2 separate regions of the Homo sapiens genome follow, and region 1 is linked to region 2. A link is an interaction called in ENCODE POLR2A ChIA-PET data of the cell type or tissue named here. Cell type or tissue: GM12878. All regions are shown on one strand. Region 1 overlaps PCDHGA1 (protocadherin gamma subfamily A, 1). Region 2 overlaps SPRY4-AS1 (SPRY4 antisense RNA 1).

The links. Peaks named below come from ENCODE experiments on the same cell type or tissue, not always from the same donor. Only the 100,000 strongest peaks of a DNase experiment are listed, where the experiment ranks them.
Region 1: POLR2A ChIA-PET joins it to region 2 with 7 read pairs; 1 of 35 experiments calls an interaction of 5 or more read pairs at or near these places.

The regions. Positions count from the first base shown.
Region 1 is chr5:141,506,425-141,508,924 of GRCh38, forward strand. The region is part of intron 3 of PCDHGA1 (protocadherin gamma subfamily A, 1); the gene reads left to right. All of the region lies in intron 3 of PCDHGA2 (protocadherin gamma subfamily A, 2), which reads left to right. The region is part of intron 3 of PCDHGA3 (protocadherin gamma subfamily A, 3); the gene reads left to right. The region is part of intron 3 of PCDHGB1 (protocadherin gamma subfamily B, 1); the gene reads left to right. It also overlaps PCDHGA4, PCDHGB2, PCDHGA5, PCDHGB3, PCDHGA6 and PCDHGA7, and 13 more genes. Among named protein-coding and RNA genes, the nearest start is that of PCDHGC5, 19 kb to the left of the region's middle. RefSeq lists enhancers at 1,192-1,241, 1,512-1,561, 2,417-2,500. In GM12878, no CTCF peak of the experiment used is centred here; a DNase peak (open chromatin) is centred at 1,293; H3K4me3 peaks cover 1,103 bases; H3K27ac peaks cover 2,349 bases.
Region 2 is chr5:142,418,687-142,421,186 of GRCh38, forward strand. The region is part of intron 3 of SPRY4-AS1 (SPRY4 antisense RNA 1); the gene reads left to right. Among named protein-coding and RNA genes, the nearest start is that of SPRY4-AS1, 95 kb to the left of the region's middle. In GM12878, no CTCF peak of the experiment used is centred here; a DNase peak (open chromatin) is centred at 1,025.

The sequences.
Region 1 (2,500 bases), 910 kb before region 2:
CAACAGTCTCGCTCTGTCTCAAAAAAAAAAAAAAAAAAAAAGAGCACAGGCTTTAGAGGCAGGCCAATCTGGATTCAAATCCTGGCACCTGGCACCACCACTTAGCAATGAGTCCTTAGGTAAGTTATTAAACCCCCTCGGTTTCACTTACTATTAATGGGCACAGTATTAACGGATCTCATTGTGGTGTTACCAGGGCCAAATGCAAGTCCCTCAGCACAGGATTGGCAGAGAGTAAGGGCACAATATATTATTATCTTTGCTGACCCAAACCCGTTTTTTACTGGGTAGAAAGCAGAATTAGAATAATGCCTATTAATAAAGACTAGCTTCTGGAGCAGCAAATCCTGGGCTTATAAGGAGGCTGGCAGAGGATCAAGGCATTGCCCTATATCATGAACTGATAGCCCTGCCCTCCAGCATGTCTGGAGGACTGGTGGGTAGAGAACCAGGTGAAATCACAAGAAGCACTGTCATCACACCTGGGCACATACTAAACAAACTTTAGGGGCCTCCTGTCAATGAATCCTCTCAATAGCTCTGCAAGGCAGGTCTGATTTCTCACACTCGACAGATGAGAGAACCGAGAAGGCACTTGCCCCAGGGTCCTCAGTTTTGAGCTGCCAAGCTGAGGTTCTAACCTGGCTCAACTCCTAAGTTTATGCTCTTTCTACTATAGGGACCATGGCTGCCTTTGGATCCAGCCTCGGCTTCTCTATTACCTGAGCAGGATGAGAGGCTGTCCTCTTCCTCGAGCTCTGCTTTATTCTTCCAGATCAGGGTTGCCAGATAAAATACAGGATGCCCAGTTACAGTTGAATGTCAGATAAACAGCAAGTACTATTTCAGCATAAGTCAGTCTCAAATGTTGCATGAGACATAATGTACTAAAAAAAAAAATGCTCATTGTTTACCTGAAATTCAAATTTAACTGGGAGCCCTGTACTTTTATTTACTAAATCTGGCAACTCTACCCCAGATGTCTGTGAGGTTAAGTGGGGCCAGGCCTACAGCTGACGGAAGGACAGAGAGAGAGGTGGCAGGGACTGCTGGCCTCCTGAGGCAGAGCTGTCCCAGGTCTGGTGGGGCTATGATTCCAGAGAGGCCAGAGACTGAGTATGAAAGTGGCAGGCGGCTGGGTCTGAGGAGATGCCAAGTTGGCCTCTTGAGGGAAATAAACAGGTATATTTAGCTGTTGTGGCCTTGCGCCCTGAGGCCAGGAAGCAGCTTTTTAGCCTAAATCCAGATGTTAAAAACAGAAATGAAATCAGTATTTATGGCCCCAAACCCTCCAAGCAAGTCATGCAGCTCGTTCCCCTGTCAAGGCCTCCCACCTTTGGCCCACACAGGGCCTGACCCTCGTCTAAGCCTGCGCCCTGGGGAACGGACCCTGGGGGTGGAGGTGGTGGGTCAGGCCCTGCTCTCACTTTCACACCCGCTTCCTAGCCCTGAAACCAGAGAGGTTCCTGAAGTCCAGCCCAGCCAGGCCTGTGGGGCTGCTGAGAGGGGTTAAGTAAGAGGGAGAGTAAAAACCGACACTTGGGAGGAGGCTTTTAAAATAAACATCTGCGGGGAGGGATGCTCTCAAGGAGGCTGCGGTTTGCAGCTCAGCCAGCTGTGTTCCAGCTAATCAGCCTCCTTGGGCTACTCTGGAGTTGCTGCCTTGGCCCTGGGATGGGGTAGGTTAAGAGGACAGAGGGAGGTCAGGGAGCTGGGGGCTGAGTTTCCCTGAGTAGAGGCTGGCACAGGAGAGAAGGCATCACCCCCACCTCGTCCAGGCCAGAAGATGTCCAGCTTCTTGAGGCTCTCCTAAGTCTGCCTCTCCTGGGACCAAGAGAAAATCCCGGTCCTTGACCAAGGTGGGCCTTGGGGGGAGTGGGGTGTAGAGGGAGGGGCACTGGAGAACTGACTCTACAGAAAGTCAAAGCTGGCAATCCAACTTCTTCCCCTCAGATTTATAGATGGGAAAACAGGCTTGAGCCACGCAGAGACTTGACCAAGCTCACACAGTTCCTTAGTGGCAGAGCAGAGCAAATATTCTCTTTCTTTTACATTCTGGATTTCCATATCTTCTCTCCCTCCTGGTCCAGCCCAACCTCAGGGCACCCCCCACGAGGTGGGCGGGGGATGGCTTTGTCACTTGCACCCACTCGGGGTGCTACTCAGAGATCTTGGGTGCACATAGGACGTGGGTGGGCCGAGCTTCTAGCTACTCCGTCAGGCCCTTCCTGTCATTCTGTCTCTGCCTCCCTTCTCCCTGCTTCTCCGTGTTCCTCCTCATTCTTTTCTGTGTGCAGGGAGACTACACCCCCCACCCCGCTCTTTCTCTGGCGCCTCTGAGGTCCCCCCTCTAGCCCCTAAATCACTCTGGAATCCTGGCTCTTTGAAGCCAGATCTGGGCCCCCCTCCCCTACCCCTTCCATTCCCAGGCTGGGAAAGGCTGAAGAGGCTGACGGCTGGAGGGGAGGGGGCGGGGCGGTGGCGGATCTGGCTTCCTTTT
Region 2 (2,500 bases):
TTGAGTCCTTTGCCCCCTTTTTTTTTTTTTTTTTGTAGAGATGGGGTCTTGCAATGTTGCACAGGCTGGTCTTGTGTATATACATTTATGTTGACCTTTTATTCCTCGTAGTAACCTTATGAAATAGATACTAATTATTATCTATTTTTAGATGAGGAAAATGGGACATGAAGAGGTTAAATAGGTTGTTAAAAATCACATGCAGGTAAATGGCAGAACTGAGGTTTATAAACCTAGATGGTCTGGTTTTGGAGTTCCTGCTCCTAACTGTTGCACCATATTGCCTCCCAACGTTTAAAAATTAGGAGCTTTCAGCTGGGCGCAGTGGCTCATGCCTGTAATCCCAGCACTTTGGGAGACTGAGGCGGGTGGATCACCTGAGGTCAGGAGTTTGAAACCAGCCTGAACAACATGGTGAAACCCTGTCTCTACTAAAAATACAAAAATTAGCTGGCTGTTGTGGCATCTGCCTGTAATCCCAGCTATAAAAGAGACTGAGGCAGGAGAATTGCTTGAACCCAGGAGGCGGAGGTTGCAGGAAGCTGAGATCGCACCATTTGCACTCCAGCCTGGGCAACAAGAGCGAAACTCCATCTCAAAAATAAATAAATAAATAAAAATTAGGAGATTTCCTGTCAAACCGTGGAGAGCTGGCTTCTCTTGAAAAATCAGAAAAAGAGAGGACACTGGGCCATATCCCCTGAGGTCACAATTGGCTCGTGCTGCATCAGGCCAGTCCCTTAGCGAGGTGGTGTTCTCTGGCTCACCCCCAGCCCCACCAGTCCCCCACTTCCCTGACTCTGAGTTCCTGTTCACTTGACCCAGTTCCTACACTCGTTTGTACCAACAGACACTTTAGTCTTCAACCCCTGGGTTAAGGTTGTATGATAATATTTATAGATATGAATATTTATACAAAGAATATTTATGCAAGCACCAGGCACTTTTGTTCTGAGAGAGGAAGTGTTTTCTTCCCCATTTTATGTGTGAGTAACTGAAGCATGGTGAGGGCCCGTACTCGCATGAGTAACAGAGACAGGGTTTGAACTGTGCAGTGCTTTCAGCTGTATTATCTCCCCTTCCTTTGTGGTCTGGGGGTTCCTGCATCCTGTTAAAGATTCTAGGCTGGGCGTGGTGGTTCACACCTGTAATCCCAGCACTTTGGGAGGCCGAGGTGGGCAGATCACCTGAGGTCAGGAGTTCAAGACCAGCCTGGCCACATAGTGAAACCCCATCTCTACTAAAAATGCGAAACTAAGCTGAGCATGGTGGTGTGCACCTGTAATCCCAGCTACTCGGGAGGCTGAGGCAGGAGAATCACTTGAAACTGGGAGCAGAGGTTGCAGTTAGCCGAGAGTGCACCACTGCACTCCAGCCTGGGGAACAGAGTGAGACTCTGTCTCAAAAAAAAAAAAAAAAAAAAAGATTCTAGGGGTAAAGTTGATCATTAGAGCAGATGAAATTTCGGTACTGAAGGAACCACATGTGAAGAAGCCGTACGAACAGCTCACTTCTGTTTTTGTCTATGCACTGAGTAGATTCTAGCCTTAGAGAGCATAGTCAGCTCTCTAGAACTATTTATTGAATGAAAAATAGACCAGGAAGAGTCACCTGTTGAGAGTCTCATAAAGAGGAGAGAAATCTGACAAAATTTCAAACAGCGAATCAGTACCTAGTAGAAATTAAAAAATTTTATTTACTGAATTTTTTTTAATAACTGGAGGAAATGCCCTGTTTGTTTTTTTTTTCTAGCTAGTATTAAGGATTTTTTGTTTTTGTAAGAAAATGATACAATTCTGGCCCATTTCTCAAGCAAGTTTATTTTAAAATTCCCACAATTCTCTTTAAGTGTTTTGGGAGTTGGAGCAAGTGATAACAAAAGCAGCTGAGAAATGAGGCTTTGGCCTGGTTATTGTCTAACCAGGTGGGTTGAGGTCCCTGAACTTTAAGAAGCTTTTGTGCTTCCAGCTGTACCAGGGGGATTAGTGGCTTAGTCCTACCTCATGGGAGCACATTTTATTGTTACTTCTCATAGAGCTGAAACCATAATGTTATGGTTTTTTATACAGCACCATCTGCTTCAGGCTCTCGACATGCTTAGAGTGTTTCCCCTCACTCCCCCTTCAAGTTTCTCCCTCCACATAAGTTCAGTATCTGGAAGAGTGAATTCACTTTGGGCATAGCAACAGATGTGCATGGTAATATGTAAAATGCAGTCGGTTAGTTACCAATCAGTCATGTGGTCATCAAATGTTTAATGCAGACAAGGCAGTGTGCTAGACTGCTGTGATGGAAACAAAGTTAAGTAAAATGTGGTTTTTGCTTTACGGGACCTAGTGGGGGCATATTATACAAAGACATACAAAAGGTTTAATAGCTGTAGGAAATAAAAAAGTTAATGAACATAAGTAGAAGAGAGTATATGCAGCTCATCATTAATTTCCAAATGAAGGCTGCAGTTGTTAAGTGCTATAGGAAGTCAGTGTTCTCTTTGATAAAG